2 separate regions of the Homo sapiens genome follow, and region 2 is linked to region 1. A link is a loop called in an ENCODE intact Hi-C map of the cell type or tissue named here. Cell type or tissue: PC-3. All regions are shown on one strand. Each heading gives the region's core, and the rest is flanking DNA. Links, peaks and the distances in the headings are about the cores only.

The links. Hi-C counts contacts between places; a loop is a spot of excess contacts. Peaks named below come from ENCODE experiments on the same cell type or tissue, not always from the same donor. Only the 100,000 strongest peaks of a DNase experiment are listed, where the experiment ranks them.
Region 2: a loop joins it to region 1, with 1.8 times the contacts of the local background. A loop is called at or near these places in 2 of 110 quality-filtered maps.

Annotation. Positions count from the first base shown.
Region 1 is chr5:148,679,528-148,695,144 of GRCh38, forward strand. No RefSeq gene overlaps it. Among named protein-coding and RNA genes, the nearest start is that of HTR4, 33 kb to the left of the region's middle. In PC-3, for the core only: CTCF peaks have their summits at 8,095 and 8,307; a DNase peak (open chromatin) is centred at 8,104; H3K27me3 peaks cover 3,149 bases.
Region 2 is chr5:148,561,424-148,577,040 of GRCh38, forward strand. All of the region lies in intron 2 of HTR4 (5-hydroxytryptamine receptor 4), which reads right to left. Among named protein-coding and RNA genes, the nearest start is that of HTR4, 85 kb to the right of the region's middle. In PC-3, for the core only: no CTCF peak of the experiment used is centred there; a DNase peak (open chromatin) is centred at 8,728; H3K27me3 peaks cover 4,154 bases.

The sequences.
Region 1 (15,617 bases), core at 3,440-11,439:
AGCTAACTCAAGGAAAAATATCCCCAAAAAGGATTCTTCCCCTTTAAAATAATATCATTGACATTTCACACCTTAGAACCTCTTAATCTTCAGCTGTTTTCAGTCAGAGACTCTTTAAAGGAGGCCGATCTTGTTTAAATATTGAAAAGCTAAGTTTCACAAAAACAGAATGATCATTAAACTAAGAATTATGAGTTGTAGTGTTCATTATGGTTTCCCAACTACAGGCATACAGTGATAAGTTGAATGTGAGAATGTGAGCCCTCAGAAAAATCTTAGAGATAATTTTTCTAGCTTTTTTTTTTCATTTTTTTAAATAGGAAATTAAGATCCAGAGAGAGAAAAGCAACTTGCCTAGGACTACGTAGAGAGTTTGTGGCTGAGCTGGGAAGGAACCAGGGTTTCCAACTTCCAGCACAGTGCTCTTCGGATTTCTTTCCCTTACTAGCAGGAGATTCCTTGTACAGGCTTGGAGCCAAATCTTCTTGCTTAGGTCTCTTTCCACATAAGACAGAGAAGGGAGATCCTCAGGGTGTAGAAAAATGCAAGGCACAGACAATACCTCCGTGATGGTTAATGTTGAGTGCCAACTTGACTGGATTGAAGGATGCAAAGTATTGTTCCTGCGTGTATCTGTGAGGGTGTTGCCAAAGGAGATTAACATTTGAGTCAGTGGACTGGGAGAGGCAAACCCACCCTGAATCTGGGTGGGAACCCTCTAATCTTAATTTTAGTCGGCTTTAATCAGCTGCCACTGTGGCTAGAATAAAGCAGGCAGAAGTTGCAAAGAGCAGACTTGCTGAGTCTTCCAGCCTTCAACTTTCTCCTTTGCAGGATGCTTCCTGCCCTCAAATATCAGACTCCAAGTTCTTTAGCTTTTGTGCTCTTGGACTTACACCAGTGGTTGGCCAGGAGCTCTCAGGCCTTTGACCACAGACTGAAGGCTACACAGTTGGCTTCCCTACTTTTGAGGCTTTGGGACTCAGACTGGCTTTCTTGCTCCTCAGCTTGTAGACAGCCTATTGTGAGACTTCATCTTGTGATTGTGTGAGTCAATACTCCTTAATAAACTCCCCTTTAAATACACATCTACCCTATTAGTTCTGTCCTTCTAGAGAACCCTGACGAATACAACCCCTCACTCATGCTAACTTCTCAGGTCTCAGAGAGAGGGCTAGAAACCAGTGCAAATGTGCTCATTGGTTACTGGCTTCCTGAATTAGTCCAGATCTGACATAAACCAAACGCCAATTTGCAGAATCAAGAGCAAGCAAAGGATGAGATAGGAATGGAGAAGGGAAGTCATACGAGTTTCCCATATTTGGCTTCTTTCAGGCAAGGATTGTATTTTTGTAATCTTGCATTTCCTAATACATATTTGTTGAATAAATGAATACATTCTCAGCCTTTCTCTGGCATTGCCCTTAAACAATATGTTAAATATATAGAGAGATTCTAAAGCCTGTCAGAGCATCAGATACAGTTAGATTAACCTGAATAATGCAAGACTAAAATTAAGAACTGAAAAATTAACCTGACCAAAAACTGTGCTTCAAATAAGTGAACCTAACGGACTTATGTTCCAGTTTATTTATCTTATCTAATGTAGTTTTCAAGTTCTGTATCTGTCTTAAAAGTCTTCTTATTTTGACAGTTTTTAAACAAAATATACATAACCACTCCAGTCATGAAGGGAAGACAGAGAGTAATCAAATGATTACACAAATAAATCTATACTTATAACTGTGGTGAGTAGAATGAAATACGTGAATTGTGAGCAAAAATGACATAATTAATAGAGGTCTAGCTTTCAGAACATGGGAGGTGATGGTCTCTCACAACTCACACTCTTCTCCAGATTTGAGTTTGGAGTTCAGTTCTAGTGCCTCCATTTTAAGACCCTAGCAAGAAATTCTCCTACTGCCTCCAGAGTTAGTCTGATTTTTAAAATGCCATTTTCTCACATGCTCTGCTTCTCTTCAGCACAAGAACAAAAACAAACAAGAGAAAACTAGATTTCTTTCATTCATTAAAGATTTTTGAGGTCTCTGCTATGTGTCAGGGATTTCGCTAGAGCTAGGGATACAGTCGATGAGAAATCAACCCATTTTCTGCTCTCCTGGGGTTAACAGTCTTGCAGGAGAGACAGACAGTAATCCCATGAGTGAACAAATTAAAGGTATAAACACAAATAATAAGTACCAAAACGTACAGAAAACTATGAAGAAATATAATGTAATTCCAATTAAAACTCTTAACGAGCTTTTCTGAGGACTGAAATTCACACTGATATTTAAAGAATATGTAATAATTAACAAAGCAGAGAGGGTGATGTCCCAGTACAAATACTAGAAAACCACTACCACTGGCCAGGTTGTTCCTGGCAAATTGTGTGACCTTTAAACTGTGAATTGGAGGGAATTGAGTATTCCAGAGTAATGAATTAAATTGCTAGGGCCAGCGAGCCAAATCCAGCCCTGCTGCCTGTTTTTGTACAGCTCATGAGATAAGATTGGTTTTTACTTTTTAAATGGCTTAAAGAAAGATCAAAAGCAGAATAATATTTCGTGACATATGAAAATTATGTGAAATATGAGAAAATTTCAGTGCCCATAAATAAAGTTTCATTGCAACACAGACGCAGCCACTTCTTTACATACTATAGCTCCCTTTGTGCTACAGCTGCAGAATTGAATTGCTGCAACACGGCTCTGCAAAGCCTAAAATATTTGCTATCTGCCCCTTTGCAGAAAAAGTTTACCAACCTCTGGATTATAAGAACGTGTTTCTTTTCAGAAGATAAAATTGTCAGTGTTGAGGTTGCTGCTTGAGGTAAGGGTTTAAATGTTTACAGTAGTGGAATTATATTGGTTCCAGGAAACATGCTTTCAGTGTTTGTAAAAGTGATTGGCCTGCTCTTTGGCCCCAGGTGTCCCTAAGAGATAACTGAGACTTGAGTACATGGCTTCTTTTCCATAGAATACAGCCATTTCCTGCGCCCCAACCCCCCCACAAGATGAGGCAGTCACTTTCAAGGGTGGGAGGATTTGAGTTTCAGTTGCAGTGGCCCATTTATTTAAAAAAAGAGAGAGGAAACAAAAAAAAAAAAAACAAAAACAGCCTATGGGACCTGTCATCTCCTGAGTTAGCAGCAGACACCTAGCATCTGATGACACCAAGGCTGCCAAGGCTTGTGATCCTCATTTCTCTTCTCCTGCTGCACAGACATAGGAAGGTTAAAAAAAGAGGTTGTATGGTTTGGCCTGCTAAAATTCTCTATACACCTCTCTTAGGGTCAGTGACTCAGAGAGACAGGGTGTAAGCAAATAAAAGCGTTTGTGCTTCGTTGCCTGCTTTCTCCATACTAACATGACAGCTTGTGGAAACAAGGTCAAGGAATTTAAAACAAAAGATACACCTACTGTATTCGTCTGTTTTACACTGTTATAAGGAGCTACCTGAGACTGGGTAATTTATAAAGGAAAGAGGCTGAATTGACTCACAGTTCCACATGGCTGGGGAGGCCTTAGAAAACTTACAATCATGGCAGAAGGCAAAGGGGAAGCAAGGCACTTCTTACATGGCAGCAGGAGAGAGGGGGAGAATGAGGGGGGATCTGCCAAACACTTTTAAACCATCAGATCTCATGAGAACTCACTCACTATCATAAGAACAGCAAGGAGGAAATCTGCCCCCATGATCCAATTACCTCCCACCAGGTCCCTCCCTTGACATGTGGGGATTACAATCTGTGATGAGATTTGGTGGGGACACAGAGCCAAACCATACAGCCTGCTTTGATCTTCCTTTTGGGAGGAACAATACAAAGAGGGGAACGGTATTCCAGGCAGAGAAACCAGTATGCTTGAACGTTCCAAAGAGAGAAAAATGTTGATATGTTCAAGAGCAGAATGAAGACTGGTGTGGCTGAAGCTCAGAGAGCAAAGGAGAGTGGTGGGGTCAGAGAGAGGCTGGAGTCAGATCATGCTGGGCCATGGTAGGATATTGAACATGTTAGGATGTTACCATCAGAAATTGCAGAAAAGTTTTAAGTTCTGGATTGATGCTGTTGGGAGGTGTGGCCCATCATGTTTTCCAAAACTAGCCACACCAAATATCCCATGCCATGTGCTCTTCTTTCAATGTGAACTAGATACTTCTTTGGGATACGGTGTCTTTTTCCCTCCCCTTCAATCTGGAAGGAGCATGATGACAAGTGACACTCATGACTTCCTAAGCTAGGTCATAAGAAGAGATGCAGCTTCTACCCTGTCCTTTTAAGATGCTTATTCTTGGAACTCAATCATCATACTGGGAAGAAGCAGAGAGATTATGTGGAAAGGCCACATGAGAGGTTCCAGCCAACAGCCCTCACTGAGGCCCCACTGGACAGAGGGCATTAACCCCCAGATGTATAAATGAGCAAGTGTTGAGATAATTCTAGCCCCCATCTGTTGAGTCGCCCCAAGAATTCCAGTGTTCCCAGCTAAAGTACCAAGCACTGAAGCAGAGGCAAGCTTCCACTGGTTTCCCAACCCACAGAGTCCATGAGTATAATAAAATTATTGGTAGTGTTTTATGCCACTAGTTTGCAAAGGCCAGAGAATTAGGGGGCACAGAAACAGATAACCAGAACAAGAGGCTCACAGCTCCAAAATTTAGGTTTACTGAAACCCATTCTTGTCTATTCACTTCCTTTAAAAAAAATTTTTTTTAGAATACCTACTGGTAATAGTTCCCTTTGTTATTTAACCTAACTCCACATAGGACTCTTTCAAGACCTTACCAGTGCCCCACTCCGGCACCCAGCTCCTCAACCAATTCTGCTGCAATGGTCTCAGCTCACATGTTCAATTCTTTTACAGAACCTATAAACTCAGAATGTTATCTGAGAAGGCATTTGAATAAGGCATTTTAAACAGAATTTGTAATTTTATCTTCCTTCTCTTCAGAGGTATAGGTCCTTTAAGGGAAGGGGCAAAACCCTGGCAAGCCAAAGTCACTGTTAGTATCTAGAGAAGATTAAAAAAGAAAGGAATATCACATGCAAATCTAGTTTTACTTGGTTGCAGAAAAACTTGGGAGAAATGAAAACCTGTTCACAAATTGTCACCTTTCTCACAAACTCCAGCATGATTCACAATTCAATCTGCATGCAAATTTGATCAGAACACTGCTTTCTTACTCATCATAACCTGTTTTCTTGGAAACAGATCCCTCCTGGGAGAGCAGGAAGTTTGACGTCAATTTTAAGGTTTCCCCAAGTACTGGCAGGGAATTGCTCTGTGGGTGCCTCCTACGAGTCACAGATTTCCTTGCCCACCACCTTATCAATACTTCTTGCCCTCAGACCATAAGGAGGAGGTTAAGAGAAGGCAAGAGGAAGGCAACAAATTGTCTCCATGCTTTGATTCTTGGCCTCCAGGTTTGAAGATTCTTCATTTGCAAAGAGGAACAAGTAGAGAGTGTGAGCCCTGGTGACTATCTTTTCCCACTGGAAGGGAATGATTACCCTCAAAGGGGAAATCACCTTACTCTGCTTTCAACAGGGTCCTCTGCTGCTCTTTTAAGCACTGTTTGATTTAAATGTAATAGCAAGCCTTCCAGATTGAATACTTTTCATTTCTAAGAGCAGATCAATTCCAGTTTACTTCTGAAATTCTGCTTTCATGAAATAACTTATTTTGTGTCTTATGGGATTGTAGCAGGCCTTATTGAGCTGTTGTCGATTGGTGAGGGATATATGTGAAAGGGTTTTGGAAAGCCTAAAAACCACGTTAAGGGAAGAAGAACCTAGCTGACTCTGTACCACTACTAACATTTTCGAGGACTCATCAGGGCCAGGCTACTATGCTACACTGTTCACAAAGGACTGTTGCTTGTTTAATTCTCCCAATTTTATAAGTTTATAATTTTATAACTAAAGTTTATAAGTTTATAATTAAACAGTTGCTTGTTTAATTCTCCCAATTTTAAAAGGGGAAACTTGTTCCCCTTTTAAAGATGAAGAAACTGAGGCTTGGAGACCTTCAGCAATCTTCAGAGAGTCATACAGCTGGGCAGTGGCAAAGCTGGGATCCAGTCCATGTTAAACAGCTCCAGAGCCAGCACTTAATAGAACCCACATTTGACTCTGATGTGAAGCCAAGCTTGAGAACTGATGGGTAAAGCCTTCCAGGCTTCATTCAGTTCTAATCAGGCAGCAGATCAGCCACACACAATACAGTTTTAAAGGATATCTTATCTTTGTTAATGAATGATAAGCACTGCCCACAATATTTGCAATTTCTCTTTTTGACTGTCTGGATATTGTTGTTTTAAAAAACCCTTGAAAAGTGCTTAGCAGCTAAAAATACTCGAGGGAGCTATGTAATGTAGTTTCTAATTTGAATTTGCTTAGAATGGAATGCACAGTGATCATGCTATCAAAAGTAGGGGCTGCCCAGGACTAAAGCTGGAAGGACAAGGTCATGATTATTACTCTGCCTGGATTTGTTGGGCAGCTTTGGGCAAAGCTCCTTTCCACTCTGGACGCTGCTTTCCCCATTTGTGAAATGAGTGAATGGTAGTCGGATAACAGCTTTTAAGCTTTATACCTCATAGATGGTTTTAGGGCCACCTCTAGGAGGTAGACAGAGGAGGAATAAGCCAAATTCAGGTTTACCTGTTCCCACAGAAAACAGAACACATCCACAGTTATTTTATATACTTGGGCTCTAATTACATTGTCAATTAAAAAAATAGCCAAATGTTGCTTTTGCCTAGCCACCATCCATTCACTCCTCTACATAGTCTTCTTTCTTCTTATAATGTTCCTCAATTTTTCTTTAAGAAACTACCTTCATTCCCACTTTCCATAGACCAGTGGGGATGTCAGTCAAGGGGCCCTAAATACTCTGGACCTAGCGGTGGTTCCATGACTCAAGTCAGAGCAAACAGATCCTCTGAGAACACAAGTTTAAAGTGTGGAAACCAAAAACAGAACAAAATTGGAGCAGATTCATCCCCCCAAAGGCACTTAAGAAGATTGGTGTGAAAGACTGAATTGTATCCCTGCCCAGCCCTAATTCATATGTTGAAATCCTAACTCCTAATGTAACTATATTTGGTGATAGGGCCTTTAAGTGGGTAATTAATGCCCAACAAGGCCATAAATGGGGGCCCTAATCCAATAGGACTAGTGTCCTTATAGGAAGAGAAAGGGACACTAGAAGTGAGCACACAGAGAAAAGGCCATGTGAGGATACAATGAGAAAGTGGCTGTCTACAATGCAAGAAAAGAGGCCTCACCACAAATCAACCCTGCCAGCTCCATGATCTTAGACTTCTAGCCTCCAGACTCTGAGAAAATAAATTTCTGTTGTTTCAGCCTCCCAGTGTGTGATATTCTGTTATGTCAGCCCAAGATGACTCAAAAATTGCCTAGTTTTGCTCCCCATATGTCCAGGCCAGCCTTCTCTAAGGCCTGGTATGTTAATTTTCTTTGGGATCTGTGAGTTACCCCAGATCTTCTCAAAAAATTCCTCATTGGCATACATTATGAAGAGTGGGTTTCTGTTGCTTAAAACCAAATAACCCAGCACAGTGCTTTTCCGGAGAAAAAAAAACAAAAACAAAAAACTGCAAAGTGGACAGATGCTAAAATCTCCTCCATCCTTTAAATCCAAGGATTTAAAGATGTTTGTCTACCATAGCAAACCTTCATATTTAGGCTGAAAGGAAAGAAAAAAATTCAAGCAATTTGTCATTTATTCTCAAGTTTTTAAATACTAAGTAGCTGAAAATCTGGGGAAGTTTGACTGAATTTTTCAGTCTTTATAGTTACTATAACAATGTGATTGTAAGGGGCCCTCCTGCCACTCTGGGTTGAATTCTGTGTCCCTGAAGCTCTAATATGTAGAGTGTATAGAGCAGGAGAATCTCAGACTAAGTCATGCCAGTATTCTCGAGATTCCACTCCATTCACCTTCTCTCTCAGCTGTGCTTCCAGGGTCCTCTATATGTTTCCAAATGCAACAAAATAAATGAATAAATCACACCGCCTACTGGCTGGGGGTCAACCTGCATGGCCCATTATAACTTCTGCTGACACCAACGTATAGTGCTTAAACAGCTCTTACCCACAAGCACCACATACTGGACTGTAGGGTGAACTGCACAACCCAACATAATTTCTGCAGACAGAAGTATACAGCACTAGTGCTTGGGAATAAGGTAAGGCTTCCAAGATCACCTCCAATCTCTGCAGGAGACAGTAAGCCTGCTCATACAAACAGTACACCACTATAATCCAGAAACAACTAGCATTTGAGAAAACCACTACACTAAGGCTGTCTATACCAAGGAGTTCATACAGGGCCTTGGCTCCTAAAAGCATATAGAAGTAAATCCAAAGGACCCTAACCAATATACACAACAGTCACACCCTCAAGGAGGAAAAAAATGCCATTCCAATGAAATTAAATTCAAAAATAAGAAGTGGCAGCTTCTCCAGATGAGAAATAATCAGCACAAGGACCCTGACACTATAAAAAACAGTGTCGCAATACTCCTCAAACGATCACACTAGCCCTCTAGCAATGGATCCTAATCAAATAGAAAACTCTGAAATTACAGATAAAGAATTCAAAATATAAATTGTAAATAAGCTCAGTGAGATCCAAGAGAAAGCTGAAAACCAACACAAAGAAATCAGAAAAACATTTCAGTATAGGAAAGACATAGACATCTAAAACAAACAAAAACAAAGAAACAGAACTTCTGAAAATGAAAATTTCACTGAAGGAGTTACAACATACAGTTGAAAGCTTTAAAGATAGAGTAGAACAGACAGAAAAAAATAATTTCAGAGGCTGAAGATAGGTCTTTTAAATTAACCCAGTCAGACAAAAGTAAAGAAAAAAAACAATAAAAAAAAAAGAAACAAGCCTCTGAGGAAAAAATGGAATTGTGTAAAGTTACCAAATCTATGAGATGCAGACATTCCTGAAGGAGAAGAAGACAAAGTAAAGAGCCTGGAAAACCTATCTGAGAAAATAATTCAGGAAAATTTCACTGGTCTTGCTAGAAATGTGGACATCCAGCTACAAGATCAGAGACCACCTGAGGAATCATTTGCTAGATAAACACCACCAAGGCATACAGTCTTCAGACTATCCAAAGTCAATACCAAGGAAAAAATCCTAAAAGCAGCAAAAGATAAGCATCTCATTACCTATAAAGGAAATTCCATCAGACTAACAATGGCCTTCTCAGCAGAAACCTTATAAGCCAGGAGAGATTTGGGGTCTATTTTTAGCATTCTTAAAAAAAAGTGCCAGCCAAGAATCTTATATCCTGCCAAACTAAGCTTTATATATGAAGAAGAAATAAAACCCTTCTCATACAAGCATGTACTACAGGAATTTCTCACCACTAGACCAGTTCTACAAGAAATGCACAAAAGAATTCTAAAATGAAAGCAAAAGAAAAATACTCATGATCCTAAAAGCACATGGAAGTACAAAGCTCATAAATCCTATAAAGCAATTACACAACTGAAACTACAAAGAAACTAGGTAACAACATTATGACAGGAACAAAAACATCACATATCAGTATAACTTTGAATGTAAATGGCCTAAATGCCCCATTTAAAGTATATAGACTGGCAAATTAAATTTAAAAACAAGACCCAACCATTTTCTGAGTACAAGAAATCCACCTAACCAGTAAAGATATTCACAGACTCAAAGTAAAAGGGTAGAAATAGATATGCCACACAAACAGAAAACACAAACAAGCAGGAGTAACTATATGTATATCAAATAAAACAGATTTTAAATCCATAGCAATATAAAAAAACACGAAAAGGTCATTGTATAATAATAAAGGGTTCAACTGAACAAAAAGACATAACTATTCTAAATATGTATGCACCCATCTCTGGAGCACACAGATTCATTTTAAAAAATATTACTAAACCTAAGAAAAGAGATCAACAGCAACACAATAATAGTGAGGGTCTTCAACACCCCACTGACAGAATTAGACAGATCACTGAGAAAGAAAATCGACAAAGAAACTCTGAACTTAAACTGGACTCCAGACCAAATGGACCTAGTAGACATTTACAGAATATTCTACCCACCAACTACAGAATATACATTTGTCTCATCTGAGTATGGAACCTTCTCCAAAATAGACCATTTGCTTGGCCACAAAGCAAATCTCAATAAATTTTAAAAAATCAAAATTATATCAGGTATCTTCTTGAACCACAGTGAAATAAAATTAGAAATCCATACCAAATGGAATTCTCAAAACCATACAAATACATGGAAATTAAACAACTTGCTCCTGAATGATCTTTTGGTAAACAATGAAATTAAGGTAGAAATAAAAATATTTTCTGAAGTAAATTAATATAGAGATACAATATACCAAAACCTCTGTAATACAACAAAAAGAGTGCTAAGAAGGAAGTTTATAGTGTTAAATGCCTACATCAAAAAGATAGGTCACAAATTAACATCCTATTGTCACACTTCAAAAAACTAGAAAATCAAGAATAAACCAAACCCAAAGGTAGCAGAAGAAAAGAAATAACAAAGACCAGAAAAGCAACAAATGATATTGAGACCCAAACAATAATACAAAGGATTAACGAAACAAAAAAATGCTTACTTCAAAAGATAAAATAAAATTTATACACACTACATAGATTAATCAAGGAATAAAGAGGAGACTCGAATAAGTACAATCAGAAATGATAAAGGTAAAATTACAACTGATACCACAGAAATGCAAAATATCATCAGAGTCTACTTTGGGTATCTCTACACACACAAACTAGAAAACCTACAGGAAATGGATGAATTCCTGGAAATGCACAATTTCCCAAGATTAAATCACGAAGAAGTAGAAATCTTGAACAAACCAATAATGAGTAGTGAAATTGAATAAGTAATATAAACCCCCTTTAAAAAAGCCCAGGACCAGATAGATTCACAGTGAAATTTTACTAGCATACAAAAAAGAGCTGGTACCAAAATTATTCCCAAAAAATTGAGGAGGAGAGATTCCTCCTTAACTCATTCTGTGAAACCAGTATCTCCCTGATACCAGAATCAGGTGAGGATACAGGCCAATATCCATGATGAATATAGATGCAAAAATCTTCAACAAAATACTAGCAAATTGAATCCAACAGCACATAAAAATGTGACCCATGATCAAATGGGTTTTATTCCAGGGATGCAAGGATGATTCAACACACATAAATCAATAAATAAATGTGATTCACCACAAAACAAAATTAAAAACAAAAGCTGTACAATTGTCACAATAGAAATGCAGAAAAAGCGTTCAATAAAATCCAACGTCCCTTCATGATAAAACTCCTCAGCAAACTAGACACTGAAGGAACTTACCTCAAAATAATAAAAGCCATATACAACAAACCCATAGCCAACATTATACTCAATGAAGAAACACTGAATGCATTTCCTTTAAGAACCAGAACAAGATAAAGATTCCCACTCTCATCACTCCTATTCAACATAATACTGGAAGTCCTAGCCAGAGCAATCAGGCAAGAAAAAGAAATAAAAGGCAATCAAATTGGAAAAAGAGGAAGTCAAATTACCTCTGTTCACTAACGACATAATCCTATACTTAGAAAACCCTAAAGACTCCTCCAAGACTCTGAGATTTGATAAATGACTTCAGTAAGGTTTTAGAATAAAAAGTCAACAGACAAAAATCAGTAGCATTTCTATGCACCAATAATGTTTAATCTGAGAACCAAATCAAGAACCACTTACAAAAGCCACACAAAAAATAAATTACCTAGGAAGACATTTAACCAAAGAGGTACAAGATCTCTACAAGAAGAACTACAAAACACTAATTAAATAAATCAGAGATGACACAAACAAATGGAAAAACATCACGCTTATGGAATTAAAAGAATCAAACTCATTAAAATGACCATATTGCCTAAAGCCATATACAGATTCAATGCAATTCCTATCAAATTACTAATGTTATTTTTCACAGAATTAAAAAAAAACTTAAAATGTATATAGAACCAAGAAAACATACTGAATAGCTAAAGCATTTCTGAACAAAACAAACAAAGCTAGAGGAATTATATTGCCTGACTTCAAATTATACTACAAGGCTATAGCAAGAAAAGAATATGGTACTTGTACAAAAAATAGACACATACAGCAATAGAACAGGATAGAGATCCCAGAAATAAAGCCATAGGCCTACCAGCAACTATCTTCAACAAAGTTGACAGAAACACGAAATTGGGAAAGGACCCTCTATTCAATAAATGGCTCTGGAAAAATTGGATAGCCATATGCTACAGAATGAAACTGGACCCCTATCTCTCATCACATACAAAAATTAACTCAACATGGATTAAAGCCTTAAATATAAGACCCGAAACAATAAATATCCTAGAAGACAACCTAGGGAAACTCTTCTGGATGTTAGCCTAGGCAAGGAATTTATGACAAAGGGCTCAAAAGCTAATGCAACAAAAAAATAGACAAATGGTACTTAATTAAACTAAAAAGCTTTTGCACAGCAAAATAAATAATCAACAAAGTAAAAAGACAACCTACAGAATGGGAGAAAATATTTGCAAACTATGCATCCAACAAAGGACTAATATCCTGAATCTGCAAGGAACTCAACTCAAGAAGAAAATAAACAGTAACTCCATTAAAAAGTGGGCAAGGACATGAACAGAAATTTTTCAAAAGAAGACATACAAATGACCAAGAAACATAAATTTCTCAACATCATTAATCAGAGAAATGCAAGGTAAAAATCACAGTGAGATACCATCTTACACCAGTCAAAATGGCTATTATTAAAAAGTAAAAAAAAAAAAAAACAGATGTTGGTAAGGATGTGAAGAAAAGAGAATGCTTATAAACTCTTGGTAGGAATGTAAATTAGTACAACCTTTATGCAAAATAGAATGGAGATTTCTCAATGAACTAAAAATAAAACTACCATTTTGCTGGGTACAGTGGCTCATGCCTGTAATCCCAACACTTTGGGAGGCCAAGGCGGTAGAATTGTTTAAGCTAAAGAGTTCAAGACCAGCCCGGGCAACATAGTGAGACCTCATCCCTATTAAAATTGTTTTAAAAATAACCAGGCATGGTGGCACATGCTTGTAGTCCTAGTTTCTCAGGGGGATGAAGTGGAAGGATCACTTCAGCTCAAGAGGTTGAGGCTGCAGTGAGCCCTGACCATGCTACTGCACTCCAGCCTGGGCGACAGAGCAAGACACTGTCTCAATAAATAAATAAATAAATAAATAAATAAATAAATAAATAAATCAAACTACCATTCAACCCAGCAGTCCCACTATTGGGTATCTACCCAAGGGAAAAGAAATAATCATATCAAAAAGATACTAGAACTTGTATGTTCATCACAGCACTATTCACAATAGCAGTCATGGCCTAAAGCTAAGTGTCCATCAACAGATGATTGGATAAAGAAAACGTGCTACAGGCCTGGCATAGTGGCTCATGCCTGTAATCCCATTGCTTTGGGAGGCCAAGGTAGGGGGATCACTTGAGGTCAGGAATTTGAGACCAGCCTGGCCAACATGGTCTCTACTAAAAATGCAAAAATTAGCCAGGCATGGTGGTGCACACCTGTAGTCCCAGCTACTCGGGAGGCTGAGGCAGGAGAATTGTTTGAACCTGGGAGGCAGAGGTTGCAGTGAGCCAAGATCACACCACTGCACTTCAGCCTGAGTAACAGAGGGAGACTGTATCTCAAAAAAAAAAAAAAGAAAGAAAATGTGGTACATATACATAATGGAATACTATGCAGACATAAAAATAATAAAATCATGTCTTTTGCAGCAATATGGATAAAGCTGGTGGCAATTATCCTATGTGAAATAGCTCAGAAACAGAAAATAAAATACCAAATGTTATTTATCAGATCTAGGAGCCTTGGAGCAGAGACTATGGTGTTTACTAGGTATAGAATCATGTCATATGCAAACGGAGATAGTTTGACTTCCCTTCTTCCTATTTGGATCCCTTTTATGTCTTTCTTTTGCCTGACTGTTTTGGTTAGGACTTCCAGTACTATGTGGAACAGGAGTGGTGACAGTGGGCATGTTTGTCTTCTTGCCCATTCAGTATAATGTTGACTGTGGGTTTGTCATAGATGGTTCTTATTATTTTCAGGTATGTTCCTTCAATTCCTAGTTTGTTGAGGGTTTTTAACACAAAGGATGTTGAATTTTATTGAAAGCCTTTTCTGCATCTATTGAGATGATTCTGTGGTTTTTCTTTTCAGTTCTGTTTACGCACACACAGATTTTGAAAACATAGCCAGGCCTTTTTGCATCTTTAACTTAGGGCCAAAAGGAGATGCCCTGAAGATGAAACCTTGTTTTCTCACACTCTGAGCTCCTGGAGTCATTTGTGCTGGGAAGGGTGATACTAAAAGGAGAGTTCTCAATATGGGCAAGAGAGGATTGGTTTGTGGGTTCCACAGACAGTAATAGGAACGTGAGCTCTAATTCCCAGAGCCACCCCTAAGGAAGAGCCAGGACCTTGGAGGGATGTCTTGGAGGGAAAGTTTAGTCTCGATAAAGATTCTCCCTTTAGGCTGAACATGTTAGGTACCTTGCTGCCCAACTAAGGAACCAGGCAAGTGTGGACAGAATGAGTATCAGTGGCCACTATGGAAGACTGAGGTAAGAGAATTTGTTATGTAGAGAAGGGAAAAGCTCCCCCAAAATGATGATTTGTTCTAGAGAAGGAAAAAGCTCCCCAAAAACAATGAGAATTAAATTTGCTGTCCTCCTGTCAGGATGACGACTTGGAGCCAGATTTCATTTCATTCACAGAAATAAACTGACATCTCTTTTACACTCAGGTGTGTGGAATGAGATTCATATGGACTAGCTACATGAGACAGATAATTCATATTTCTCATATTTTGCAAGTTTCAAGTGAAATTATTTGAGGCTAAAAACATACTACTTCCATATAAGTGGAAAACGTTAGTGAGCTGGGAAAGTGTAGATTGATATCATATTTGCTGGTTATCTCCCAAGGTGGAGCCTTGGCCATTGTTTCCTGTGGAAAATGTTGGGAAAAGAACAGGCTTTGCCTTCAGGATGCATTTTGGATCCTCCCTGCAGTACTGCCTTGTGCAAAGATCCTTTAGGGCCATTTTACTATCCTCATCACCATCATTGTTGTCATTGTCTCTGTTATCAACATGGTCATCATCATCATTGTTGTTATCATCATAACAGTTAGTGATTTATTGCAGACACTGTTCTAAGCACTTAAATGTATTATCCTATTTATTCCACACAACAACCCTCTGAACAAGCTCCTTTTATTATCCCCATTCTACAGATGGAAAACCAAATGCACTGAGATTAAGTAATTTGCAAAGTTAAGTGGCAAAGCAGCTTTCACTGATGTGGTAGGATCACTGGACCTCATAAAAATGCCATCATCACATATTTAAATATATTCTTACGAAAAATATGTTTAACTCCGAACAAAATGTAACACACCAATTTACATGTAATAAGACCTTAAAACTAATGTGAAAAACAAACAATT
Region 2 (15,617 bases), core at 4,125-12,124, 120 kb before region 1:
TAAGGATTCAATTCTTCTTGGAAATGAAATGCCAAATAATAGTGCTAGTCAATTAGACCTCAGAGGTGGTCTCTCTTTAAGAAAACCCATTTTCCAAAAGTGGAACTGAGTCAACAGCTACAGAGATAGATTTCTTTTCTTTACAAGATCATTTTTTCTTTATATGTGCACAGTCTAGCGTCTCTGGTTTGTGTTGAAAACATTTTTTTTTTTTTTACACACACTTGTTAAGGAATACACTCACCAGGCACAGAAATGTCTTCCTTTGGGGTAAAACACATGACATGTTTTCAATATTCGGCTGATCATTTCCTCAAAATTATTCCTGTGATTATGAGAAATTCAGCACAGGGAAAAAATGTGGACCACATATGCCCTCTCCACTTTGGTAAATCATTTACCCTAAGCATAAGCACTCAAGGAAAAGTGGACTTTCCCATACTCTGATAGTAACCTGCTCTCCATTCCTTTGCAACAGATGGCCTCTGTCACTAGGCCCAATTGCCAGTGGATACAGCTCTCCATATTTTGCCAGGATCTTGGTTTGCTGTTGCCAAGTACTATGGTTTCTCTTCTTACTTCTGCCTCTGATAATGCAAAAAATCCTTTGCCCAAAGGAGAGATGAAACAGCTCAATTTTATGCTGTTGCAGGAGTAGTCAAACAATGGCCATTGGGCCGAATCCAGCCTGCTGTCTGTTTTTGTAAATAAAGTCCTAGTGGAACACAGCCACACTCAATCATTTATGTAGTTCCTCTAGCTGAGTTTACACTACAAAAGTAGAGCTGAGTAATTACGAGAGAGATTTCATGGCCCGAAGAGAAACTTTACTCCCTTTATGACCCTTTATGAAAAAGTGTCATGACCCCTGCTCTTTTGTAACCAGAGATGTTTGGTCTAAAGAAGAACATGGCATTAAGACACAAAGACCTATAAGAGCCTAAAAGGAGCCTATTTACTGGGAGTCATTCATTCCTCTGGATTCTTTCACTAAGTGGAAAGCAACACCCTTCCGGTTGACCACGCCAGAAACTGAGCATCTTGCTCATTTTTTTCTTCTCCTTTACCTAGGTCATTATCTACTCTGAGGATCTCTTAAATCCCTTCACTTCTCTCCAATCTGCTGTCAATACCCTAGGAGAGGGCTTCCTTTCATCTTCTCCTAGACTATCACAACCACTTTTATCCCACTAACTACTTTGTCTTTGTCTTCAAATTCTTAGTATATGAGACAGCTTAAATTTAACATGTTCAAAATTGAACTCCTGATTTCCCTAACCTCAAACCTGCTTCCCATATGAATACATAGCAAATCTATTTCTCCAGTTGCTCAGGTTAAAAATTTGGAAGCCACTTTTACCAGGTCTCTACCTCTTCTACCTCCAGTACATCAGCAAATCCTGATAGCTCTAACTTCATAACGTTTCCTGATCCCAACCCTTTACCAGCCATTCAATGTCATACCATTCTAGTTCCTACTACATCATGCTTCACTTGGTGACTGCAAAGTCCTCTCAACTGGCATCCCTGCTTCCATCATTTCTCACATACAATCCACTCTTCACCCACTAGACAGAATGAGCTTTGAAAAATATTGAGATTGGAACATATCACTTCCATACTCACTGCCCTTAAGATGGCTTGTCATCTCACTAGGAGTAAACCCAGAACCCTCACCATGACCTATGTAAATTTACAAAGCTGGCCACTGGCTGCTTCCATCATCTCAACTCTCACCACTCTCTCTTTCCCAGGCTGCTCCCGCTAAGGAGACTTCCTGACTTCCACACTGTTCCCAGATGGTGCCAATCATGCATCCACCTCCACCATCCACCTCTCACCTGATGCTACCACCATCTGGATCTCTCCATTCAAGTGACCAGAGAAGCTCACCCTTCACTTCATTCAGGTGTCTGCTCAGATTCATCTCTGCAGAGAGGACTTATTTAAAAAAGAACCTCCCCTCACTCTCTATTCTCTTGACTTGCATTATTGATTTTCACAGCTGTTACCTTTTACGCTCCCACACACACTAGAATAACTTGAATGTAAAATCACTGAAAGCAAGAACTTGGGCTGTTATATTCACTGAAGTATTTTCCAGCACCTTTTTGGTACTGTTTTACAGTACCTAGCACATAGTAGTGCTGTGAAAGTACAGTTGGTTCTCTGTATCTGTGGGTTCCACATCCGTAGATTCAACCAACTGTGAATCATAAATATTCTTTAAAAAATAGTGCCTGTATTGAGCATGTACAGACTTTTTCTTGTCATTATTACGTAAACAATAGATATAACAACTATTTGCATAGTATTTACCATTGCATTAGGTATTGTTAAGTAACCTTGTTGAAGTATATGAGAGGATATGCTTAAGTTAAATGCAAATACTACATCATTCTATATCAGGTACTTGAACATCCTTAGACTTTGGTACCCCAAAGAGGTCCTGGGACAAATCCCCTATGGATACCAAGGGACAAATGTATCTGTGGAATGAATGACTGACTGAATGAATGAATGAATGAGCTACTTCTTAATTAGTTATTCTGCCTTGGCAATTACTCTTTCCCAACACTCTCAACACTGAAGTCAAGATATGTTCTTCCCCCAAAAGAAATTAGCTAATTTCTCCCTCTTGTTCAAAATCTTATAATGTCTTCCCATTGCAATTTTGATACAATAGCACATCTTGACCTGGTTTAAACTGGTCCCTACTTACCTCTCTAGCTTTATTTCTGACACTGTTCCATAACCAACACTAAATGAAGTGCCCAAATTCTCACTCAGTGAGATGAGGCACGCTTGTTAAACTCCTTCCTCTCCTTCCCATTCTTTACCTGGCAAGCTCTCGCATGTCCTTCAGCACTCAGCTTAAACATCTTATTGTCTGGGAAGCCATCCTGACCTCAATATTGTCCCTGTCGTATATGCTTCCATTGTACCCTATAATTATATATCATAGCTTTTATCACCCTATATTTAATTGTTATTTAAAGATCTGTGCCTCCCAACCACACTAACTTACTGATTTTGGTATCAACAGTGCCTAGTATAACAAATATATGTTAGACAAGTAAACTGATATACAAGGTAGCCCTTGCTTGAAAGAAGTTTAAAGTAGTGATCAACACAAAGGGATTTCCCCCTTCATTCAGCTCAATAGTTCTGTTAATCCTGTCTCTAAACCACTCCCCCAGACAAGTGCATTTGGGCCACCAATCCTCGCTTTGAATTACAAGTTATAGCTGTTAACATCACATACAAACCACTAAAGAGTTAACAAGTTTCTCCAGAGAATATCAGAAGCCTTTCCCACATTGTACTCTTTAGGCTAATAATACTTTTAAGTCTATTTTCTAGTCATGTCCTGGGCACCGAAGTTGTTATAAAGATTAATAAATTTGGCCCGATGTGGTGGCTCACGCCTGTAATCCCAGCACTTTGGGAGGCCGAGGTGGGTGGATCATAAGGTCAGGAGTTCGAGACCAGCCTGGCCAGTATGGTGAAACCCTGTCTCTGCTAAAAATACAAAAATTAGCCAGGCATGGTGGCAGGCACCTATAATACCAGCTACTCGGGAGGTTGAGGCAGGAGAATCACTTGAACCCAGGAGGCAGAGGTTGCAGTAAGCCAATATCACACCACTGCACTCCAGCCTGGGCAACAGAGTGAGACTCCATCTAAAAAAAAAAAAAAAAAAGATTAATAAATCTAAATCTAAAACACTTACAATGTTGTTTGGCATGTAGTGTCTGTTATCTTAATCCTAGCTATTAATATTCATCTTTTCTGTTCATTTCAAATAGACACAAATGACATTAACACTGGTCCTGGTCTTCTAGCTCACAATGTAGCAAGAAACTAAGCCTGATCAATGACTGATCATTATGAGAGCATGTTGTAATTTCAACAGCTGGGGGCTGTTGAAACGACAACTATAAATAGCGGCCAGAGAAAAGAGATAATGAGTAAGAATACACTGGAGTTTTTCCAGACACAACTGGTAGAAAACACAATTTAATATAGCAGAGAAGAAATAAAGGTGCTGAAACTCATAGGAGTGGAGATGGGGTTTAGAAGGTGGTAAACGAATGTGAGGGGCAAGAATTTGGGAGGATTTGAGGCTGGCATAATCATAAGAGAAGCAGGGAGTATCCAGTATCTTGATGGGCATAAGGATTTTGAAAAGAAAGGCTCTGCATTCTATTCCACAACCAACATGTATACACTCACACCTACACGCCCTGCCATGCACCCAACATATAAGAGAAGATGAGGGAGTGAAGGTGATGGGAGAGGCAGGTGGAGAATAATGGTGGGGTTGCCCAAAGATAGACAGACTGAAGTTCAGATTCTCTACCTGGATTAGACCCTCTATCCACTACTTCTCCTCCTGCACCTGGTTACTAGTCATCTCTAGAGCCAAAGACAGAATCATGTAAAGGAGGCTCATTTGGAAAAGCTGGCTGTGGCATTCCAACCTGGCAAATCTAAGAACTGTATTGCAGTACTTGTCAATGCATATCCAGATGATGCTTGTGACAAATGTTAAAAAAGCCTTAAAAACATTCATGCTCCAAAAATTCCAAAAGAAATAAATCCTTATAGCTGTTCATAAAGATTTCTGTACATTATTACTCACAACCATGTTGTTCATAACTGGAGAACATGAAACATCTAAATGTCTATATTTGGGTATTGGTTACATAAACAATTTATTAATACACAGCCATTGAAATTCAGGTTTAAAATATTTAATGACAAGGGACATTTCTCCTAAATACCATCCAAAGTTAAAAGCAGGTATAAAACAGTAAAGCACAAGCTCAACCTTTGTAAAAATATGTATTTATATATGGGTCCAGATACTATAGTGAAAGATTAATTTGTGACCTTTTTTAAAAAATTACAAAAATACTAGAAGAAATGAGTGGTTACCTTCTTCCTCCATCTCAAGAAAATAACTAAGATTTGTATAACTACAAGCTTTGAAGACTCCAGTGTCAAGCTTGACAGGGAAGCAACAGAGCCTCTTGCCTTCAAGGGATCTGTGGACGTGGTGGTGACCAGGACAAAGTGAAAAGCAAAAGGTCCAGCTTAACGGAGAAAGAGGAAGAGGTCCACAAAATGTCTGAGATTGAATTTACCATTGAGACCCAGCTTGAGGAGCTCACAGAAAAGTTAACTAATTTAGAGATTAAAAGAAATTTGGCATTTCGTACATCTGAATGTTGTAGAGTAACACTGAAATGCAAATCTGGTATATGTATGTGATACACATACACATACATGCTTACATATACAAACATATATATGTACAGGTAAATGATACATACATGGTACCTAATATTTATACGTATGACATACCTGTATTTATTACATATGACTCCATATATTAATATTATCTATATCCAAAATGGTTATCTCTAGGTGATATTAATCTAAAAAAATTTGAATTATTTCTTCATTTTTTTTTTTACTTTTTCCCAGTATTTCCCATCAAATGTGTATTACATTGCTAATCCACAAAAAATTGTGTTTTTTTTCAAAATGCATTGCCTATGTCTGGTTTTGCTCATAACAGTGCCTTAATAATTATATGAAATCCGCACGTATTGTTCCTCTCACCAGTTATTAAACTTACTAATTGGCGTACTTCATTTTAAGAAGTTTTTAATTGCAAATGTAGCTATAAACTGTGGTGTGGTGCTTAATAGATGAAATTTTCTTAGTTTTTGCCCATCCACCTGAAGCTGCTACAAAGAAAGAATAACTTCAATAATTTTTTTTAAACAAAGTTCTCTCCCCTTCTGTGGATGTTTTGGAGCTTACAACTTTGTCCTGAATCTAACCACTTCTCATCAGTGGTGCCACTAATATTAGTGCAAGCCACTATTATCTCTAACTTACTTCTTACAAGTTTATTTCTTGCAATAAAATCTTGTCTTCAATTTCCTGCCCTTATAGTCTATGTGCTACACAAAATCTAGAGTTATACCTCTGAAATCAAAGGCAGACAATGTATGTTTTCCACTCAAAATTATTCAATGGCTTCCCAGCTCATGCAGAATATCCCAAGTTTCTACCGAGACTTGGTAGAATATACCAGGATATAAGGAACCTGGTACCAGCTGCCCCTTTGATCTCGATTTCCACCAGTTCTTCTCCTCCCTCTGCTCCAGGCACAAACACCTCCTCTGTATTTCTCCAATATGTCAAGTGCGCTCTGACCTGTGCGCCTGTTGTGTTTTCTTCCTAGAATATTCACTTCCAAATATCCACTAGGTTCCCTTTTTGTCTTCACTTAGGTCTCTGCTCAAAGGTGTCCCCATCAAAGAGCATTTTCCTGACTATTCTAATGAATGTAGCATACTTTGTCATTCTCAGATTCACTATGCTGCTGTATTTTTCCTGATGGTATGTATCTAACATATTGTATATTTCTTTGTTTTCTAGTGTCTATTAACTGTCTCCCACCAATAGATAAGTGCCACGAAAGCAGAGGCTTTGTCAGTTTTCTTGGCCCATAATAGGTACTTAACAGATACAAGTTAAGCACTGAATGGTGCCACTGAAGACTATGTTGGAAATACGGTTGTATCACCTACTACTACAACATGTGATTATTTATCCACTTTATCCAAAGTCCTGCCTTCAGATACTTCAATCTTCTACTGCAAATGAAATACTCTATCTTTTCCTCAAGACGTTATATATGTTACATCCAATAGAGACCATAAGTCTGTCCTCTCCAGTTCCATTATTTGTTTGTTTTGTTTTCAGAACTCAGTTGAATTGTTTCTATTTTAAAGTTTAGGGTTTTTGGCCACACTAATCCCCATTTTTTGTTCTTACATAAGCATTGCAATTTTCATTTTTTACACTGATTATTTCTAGTTTAGATTACCTTATCCCTTTAGAGAATTTTTTTAAAGTATACATAGGGTCTGATAATTAATTAACCTATAAATCAATCAACTAACGAACCAATCAATATTTATTACTTATTTACCATGCTTGGCCATGGAGCTATAGTTGACAGGGAGACAGATAAGGTCCCTGTCCTCATAGAGCAAGTGGTAATGAATTACATATTGTAGAATCACTCTTCTTTTTACAAATTGTCCATGAGCTTAACTAAAGACACACACATTTATAAGTAGCCAGGAAATTGTAACTTCAAACAATAAGATACAATTTCCACCAGTCAGACTCAAAAAACACCAAATTGCCAATCTTTTGAATTGACAAGGGTGTGCTGAAAGCATACTCTCAGGACTGGTTATGGGAGGACACATTAGTAAAGCTTTTTGGATGCTAATTTGGCAGTATGTTCGAAATTTTTGAATGCACATTTTTAACATATCTATTCTAGGGAAATGCCCCAACACTTGCTTAGGTGTCCAGAGATGCATGTAGAAGGTTGTGTGTTGCTATAGTTTTTTGTAAAACTGAACACTTGGAAATGGTACAAAACTTCACAAATCTATTAGTGATTAATTACATCATGGCACACTGATACCCTTAAAAAATACTATGCAGGTGTTAAAAAGAATGAGAAGGGATCCATATACATATAATAAAAAGTATACAGCCATGCATAAACAATGAAACCAGGGAAGTAGTTGTAGGGTCAAGACAGACAGAAGAGTTTTTTTTTTTTATCAGAAGGAGATCTGATTTTCATCAGGAATATATCTGATCAGCAGAGAGTTCAGTCATATTTGTAATATTTTATATCTTAAGCTGGGTCATGGACACACAGGTGTTCTTTTATGTTTTTTCTCAGTACCTTTTGTTATATCTAAAATAGAGCCATTAACACAGGAACAGAAAACCAAATACGGCATGTTCTCACTTATAAGTGGGAACTGAACAATGAGAACACATGGAGACAGGGAGAGGAGCAACACAGACTGGAGCCTGTTTGGGGGACGGGGAGAAGGGGAGTATCAGGAAAAATAGCCAATGCATGTGAGGCTTAATGCCTATGTGATGAGTTGATAGGTGCAGCAAACCACCATGGCACATGTTTACCTATGTAACAAATCTGCATGTCCTGTGCATGTATCCTGGAACTTAAAATAATTTTTTAAATGACTTTTTAAATTAAAAAAATCTTATTTTAAATACATTTTATTATTTTATTGTATGTATATTATATTTATCTTATTTATTATTTTATTGTACAGAAGTTGTGCTATACTTACAATAAAATAATATAATGTATCCAAAACATGAGTAGATTAAAAAATTATACATCAATATACATTATATGATATCATAGGAGTTTGAATAAAATAAAAACTGAGAAGAAGAGGGAGACAGAAATGCATATGTATGCATACATATACACATATTTAATATAAGTAGATCCAGAGGTCATGGCCATAAGAATGCACACCCAATTGTTAATCATAAATATTTTGGGCAGGGTATTGAAGATGATGGGAGACTTCTTCATTCAGAATATTACTAGAACTTTAAACTACATGAATTTGTATGCTTATGGGTTACTTGTTTAACTGAAGAATAAGGAAAGACTTTTCCCTCACCTGTGAATCCCATCTTTTGCACTCTGGCCAACACCTAAGTCTTCTCACTTTGCACTAGAAGGATAATGTACTGCTCTTGCCAAATAGGTCATACACAAGAGTATTAATTTCTCCAAGCAGCTGGGTGTGAGCCCAGCTCCAAGCAGAAAACAAACAAACTCTCTGACTCAAAAAGAGGCTTGGCCAAGGAATGTCAGGTTAGATATAGGCATATGTTTGTCCATTTGTTCATTCAACCATTCCTTCACCAACTTAATCATATCTAGATGCACTCAACAGAGTATTTGATAGTCCACTCTATTTCAGGCACTGAGAAGAGGAAGCAGGCAGTCCCTTCCCTCAGGGAGCTCAGAGGCTACTGAAGGAGACAGACATGAATCCAATAACTGCATATACATAAAATTACAGCTATGGTGGATATTATAAAGGGAGGTACACAAGGTAACATTGACCCTGATGGGAGAACAGAAAACACTTTCTTGAGGAGATGATAATTGAGCTGCAACTTAAAGAGGAATAGAAGTTGACAGAAAAAAGGCAGAAAACACTGGGGACTGAGGCTGGAAAGTGCAGCCGTGAGAGCTACATAACTTCGTCCAGCAACTGAAAGGAGACAAAGATCACTGGAGTGCAGAGAATGAGGGGATGCCTCATGTCAGATGCGGCCAGCAAGGGTCACACATCAGGAGGGGGTTGGAAGTTGTACTAAGTATTTATGTATTATCATTAATTCGGTGATTGTTTTAAGAAGGTTGGCACTGGGGGTGACATGATTAGATTTGCATTTTGACCTATCTGGTGTATAAAAGAGAAGGGACAAGAGTATTTTTTGTGTTGTTTATGTGTGTGTGGGTTTTTGTTTTTGTTTTTGTTTTATTTTGTTTAGGGTGGTCTTAGTAATTTAAAAATATTTTCCTTGTATCGATACCAGTCAACCTATCTAGAACCTAGTTATTGGTGGAAGTGGCACCATCTCCTAGGGGATGTTTGAGATATCTTTGGGATACTGGGTTGTAGTTATGATTGGGGAGCACAACACAAATCTAGAGGAAGGACAGGTTTCACATTACAACATGAGGGACAATCCCTCATAAGAAAATTATCATTCTACAGGCCACATTCTCCATGATTCTAGAACATCCTACCAGCCACTTGTGTAAGTGAAAAATTTGTTTGTAATTATCTAATCTAGAACATAACTCCTTTTACTTATAAATAAAAAGAATCTTGCATGGTAATTTCCATACACTGAATAAAGGGAAGGGTATGCTTTCATTTGGTTCAGAACAAATATTCACCCTGTCACCTACATACAACATGTCTGCGTTAGACTTTGTTGGTAGTTGTCGTGTCCATGGTGGTGACTTAATGTACAAATGCACATATCTGACTGCTTTATTATGTTCTGTTGTAGATGAGCCTAGCATTTATACAATGAAATGTATGTTATTTTACCAAAATTACTCTCCTTTTATTGCTTCTTTGTATTTCAGTTAAGACATTATATTGATAATTGTTCATTGTGTATAGATACGTTAGATTACTCGTGGATTTCATTTCAGTATTGTAAAGGGGTATTACAAGCTATTTGTTTTTAAAAAGAGAGTAGCAGTTGATCTGGGGTGATTGAGAATTACTGGCCTAGAAAAATATGACTTTCAAGAGCTAGGCTGTTTCGATAGACAAGACACACTTCAGGTGTCTTGTCTAAATGAATGCACTGGAGTGTTCCTGATTTATCAGTACTGGATGCATGCAGTTAAAGAAGCTCAGAGAATGTCAAAGGTTGGAGAGAGCAGCACAGGGGCAGAGGTGGCACACTAGTTCCCTATCAAGAAAATTAGAAAGATCTGCTCCAGCTTCAAGCTTTTCTCAAAGTCCTGAAGGATTTTTAACACATCTTCCATAAAAAGCTGTAATTTATTATCTCATGAATATCTAATTTGACAATATTTGCAAATCAAGTTTGTGGAATTTTGGTGTGTTCATTTGAGTGTGTGTTTTGTTCTTTCTCAAAATAATTCTTAAGGTAGAAATGTTTCTATGTGCTAGAAATGCTGAGATAAAAAAATTAATTTTGTGGTTAGCTTGAAAATAAATGGTGGGCTCTAATATGCAACGTAATGTAATATAATATAATAAGGGTATCCCCTTAGGGTTGACTGTGGCAGCTTTCCAAGATTTTAGGCCTTGTCAGTTTCTCTGCTTTGATAATAATGGAATAAAGAACAGTTATTCTCATTATCTGAGTGCTACTATATGCCAGAAAGAGTCATATCTGTTTTTTATGCATTGGCTGATTTTTATCGTCACAACAGCCTATGGTTATAGATATTATGACTATATCCAATTTACAGATGAAGCAACTGAGGCTCAGAGACTTGAACTGATGTGCCCAAGGTCACATGGCTGGTAGATAGTCCAGAACAGGATATCTTAATCCCTATGATAGACAAATGTAATAATATTTTAATTTAATCACCAGTGGCATAATTATGAAGATAATCTAACAGTAAAATACATAATATGGAATACAGATGAATAGAAATGTTTGCCTCTTAAAAAAAGTCTGATAACTCCTTTGAGAACCAAGCCTGCTCTCCTTCAATGAGCTTGTGCTCTGTACTTCCTCAGTTACTCACTCCAATGTTCAGTCCATGAGTTCGTCATTACCAATAGTTGTAACTCCCAACAATTTCAGTTTAAAATATCTCATTCTTAAACCATCATTTCCTGTCTCTAGAACCCTTTTCTTTAGTACTCTTGACTCCAGTAATTCTTTGACCATCTCAGGATATTCAACCTATTGATTCTAACATGTTTTCACTGTCCCTCACCCTCCTCATGTCAGAACATGACAGGCCACAGGCAGGCTATGGATTCTAAAAGATATCGTGAATGCTAAAAGTGCTGGAAGATTAAGGATACCCTGAGAATTGTCATGGATAATGATAATCCAGTGATACTAAAACATATCTAGACAATTAACCAGAATAATGAAGGTTTAGAATTATTCCCTGTGGCACAGGTAGAGCAGCTGAGGAAATGGAGATCTCATTCGAGAGACCAAACAGCTCAGAGGTTCTGGAGCAGCTAATTCCAATCTCTGAACACTGTCATGCAGTTCTAAAGAGTGTGGCTGGATCCTAGTCAGGGAAGATACTGGAAGGTAGAGTTCAGCTCAAACTAAGAGAAAATGAAAGGTACTTTTCTTCTCATACTACAACTACAATTCAATTGTATAGCTGAAATGCTGTATTGAGAAGGTTTCTGAGAATGGGTTCTCAGTCACCATTGTCTCAGTCAGATTGGGTTAGATTATACTCTGGGAACAAAGAACTCTTAATCCTCAGTAATGTAAAACAGCAAAGGTTTATTTTTCACTCACTGTACATGTCTGTGTGCATTGTCAGGAGGCTCTGCTCATCTCATTCCCTCTGTGATCCAGAAAGATGGAGTGGTCACCATCTCAAATGTTCCCATTTTACATGCTAGAGGGAAATAGAACGTGGGGGGTTAAAGTGTGTGTGTCACAAACTGATAATGAAATGTTCCAGCCTGGAAGTGACTTATATTATATCTACTCAAAAACTCATTGGCCAGAACTAGTCAGAAAGACTCACCCAACTATAAGGAGGATGGGGAGTGCAAATCTACAATGAACAACATAATGAGCACCAGAAGCAGTGGCATGAGCAGTGGTTGACCTCCTGGGTCTAGACAAGGCATTCTAGCATTTGTCTTGCTACTCCTCATCCCTGCCCTAATCACCAGAGCTGCCCTGCAAAGCCTTACAATGTAGTGAGCTCCCTAACACCAGAGTGTTGCAAGCAAAAGTTAAAGGAGTGCAGGTTAATGACACCATAGAGGCTATTCCTTTATCTAGTAGACTAATGGTCTACCTGGATCTACACGAGTCTCTTACCACTCTGAAATAAACAGAACTAGGAATTATGGAATACTTTGCTAAGTGTACCAGATATTTGGAGAAAAATTACCAGTTCTCAGGCCAGCTAAACAACCAAGCAATGGGGTGAATTTTGCTCATTTAAAACGGAGAGAAACATAGGCTGACCATTATAGTCCCATCATTGCTCCTTTTCCCGCAGGAGGGCAAAGCACATTAACTCTCTCCCCAGCAAGAGACAATGATCAGAAGAATCAACATAAAGTGAGGGAAAGGATTTTTATTGAAAAAGCTGCTATAGCAAAGTTTGTGGTGCTAAATATTTCTTTATAAAAACCAGCACTTGACTATCAGCCTCCCTATTCAGCTACAGACAGGACAGCAAATGGTTGGGTGAGAAAATGCACTGCTATTCACCCAAGACTGTTAGGCTAATCAGCAATGGAAAAAACATCTGAAAACACCTGATAAAAGGGCAAATATGCTGTAAGGCTCTCGCGCGCTCTCTCTCTCTCTCTCTCACTCACACACACACGTGACAGATTTTAAAAATCAACATCTGAATGCAGCCTTCAGTTGTCAAAAGCTTTCTTTATGATTCCTATTTAATCCACAAAATTCAGGGAGGTTAGAATTACTATTATAAATGATATTTTCAGATAAATAAATTCAGATTCAAAAAGATTAATTTGATTCACTTTGTGTCCAAGTGGGTCTACATCTGTAGTACACAGGAAAGCACCTTGAATGGATGTGTGACAAAAACTGACTTCTTAATCTTTCAAAGCTGACCTCATCACACCACCACTACTTGCTGGGGCTGGTGACAGAACGTCGGGCTTGAGGGACCACAGTTCCTGTAATATACGGTGCTTCTTACATGCTCAGGGAAATCATTTATCATTGACATTCTACAGTAAGTGAAATTTCCACCCACCACAGAATTCATTTTATTTTTCATATTGTCAAATGACATAAAATAATTTTCTCTGGTTTCTGCTGCTAAAATGTCCTTATAGTGGAGCTTATAATAACCCAAGAGGAAGCAAGCATGATAGGATAACTAATGAGTTTTCCACATAAGAGTCAACCTCTAAACACACTAGAAAATCAGCCAAACCAGCTGGAGATAAAATGGCTGAATGGCTGATTGAATCATGTATTCCTCACTGGTCCAGTTGAGAAGGGCTTCTGGGTACATCTCCTTTTTACTTTCTGCCTGCCTTTACCTCTTTTCTCCCCAAGTTAAAATCATTAGAGGCTCTTCTCAACCTCCAATTTTGAGGCTAGTGTAATCCTTAATAGAAGGAGAGGTAAGCATCCCCTGATCAATTACAAGAGGTCTATACCTCAACACGGCCTTCCTGTGACGCCAGTTACCCTGTCCAAACACTGAAGTTGCACATTGGCTCAGAAACTGGATTCCTTTCTTTTTCTGTTCCTTATTTCTTTCTGCTCACCCCCTCCCTTCTCCCTTTCTTTCTTTTTAATTAAATGAGTAAAACATGAACACATTCTTATTGTTAACAAAATTGGATTAGGAATAATTACTGTCTGGCATGGCCATGTGTTGACAGAGATCTGGAACCATTATGAACTGCTGTGGGAGCATCACCACATTGACAGAATTTTGGTACTACCTAGTAAAGTAGAGATGTATACACCTGCTACCCACTCCTAGGCACAGAACCTAAAGAAACTCACACATGTACCCAAGATGACATTATTATTTATGGACTCATTTTCTATAATTGCAAAACACTGGAAATTATCTAAATATTCATTAATAGAATAATCAAAAAATAAACTATAGTCATAAAATTGACTGCTACATAGGAGTAAAAAAGTTTAAATAAACTAAACATATCAATATTGATACATTTCGCACATATAATGAGTTTCTGAAAAGCAAGCATTCTCCTTGAAAACCGGCCCAAGACAAGGATGCCTTGTCTCACCACTCCCATGCAACATAATATTGGAAGTCCTAGCCAGAGCAATCAGGCAAGACAAAGAAATAAAGAACATCCAAATAGGAAGAGAGAAAGTCAAACTATCTCTATTTGTAGACAACATGATTCTATATCTAGAAAACCCCACAGTCTCAGCCCAACAGCTCCTTCAGCTGATCAACAACTTCAGCAAAGTTTCAGGATACAAAATCAATGTAAAAAATCGCGCCACTGCACTCCAGCCTGGGCGACAGAGCGAGACTCCGTCTCAAAAAAAAAAAAAAAAAAAAAAACAAAATCAATGTAAAAAATCATTAACATTCCTATATACCAACAACAGCCACGCCGAGAGCCAAATCAGAAAGGCTATTTCATTCACAATTGCCACAAAAAGAATAAAATACCAGGAATATTACTTACCATGGAAGTGAAAGATCTCTGCAATGAGAATTACAAAACACTTCTCAAAGAAATCAGAGAAGGCGTAACAAATGAAAAAACATCCCATGTGCGTGGATAGAAAAAAATCAATATAAAAATGGCTATACTGTCCAAAGCAGTTTACAGATTCAATGCTCTTTCTATCAAACTCCCAATGATATTCTTCACAGAACTAGAAAAAAACTATTTTAAAATTTATATGGAACCAATAAAGAGCTCTAATAGCCAAGGCAATCCTAAGCAAAAAACAACGAAGCTGAAGGCATCATGTTACCTGACTTCAAACTCCACTACAGGGCTACAGTAACCAAAACAGCATGATACTGGTACAAAAACAGGCACCTAGACCAATGGAATAGAATAGAGAGCCCTGAAATAAGGCTGCACATCTGTGACCATCTGATCTTTGACAAAGCTGACAAAAATAAGCAATGGGGAAAAGACTCCCTATTCAATAAAGGGTGCTGGGATCACTAGCTAGCCATATGCAGAAGATTGAAGCTGGACTGCTTTCTTGTACCACATACAAAAATCAGCTCAAGATGGATTAGAGGCTTAAATGTAAAACCCAAAACTATAACAAACATGGAAGACAAGCTAGGCAATACCATCCTGGACAAAGGAATGGGCAAAGATTTCATGACAAAGACCAAAAGCAAACACAACAAAAGCAAAAATTGACAACTGGGATCTAATTAAACTTAAGAGCTTCTGCACAACAATGACAAAAAACTATCAACAGAGTAAACAGACAACCTA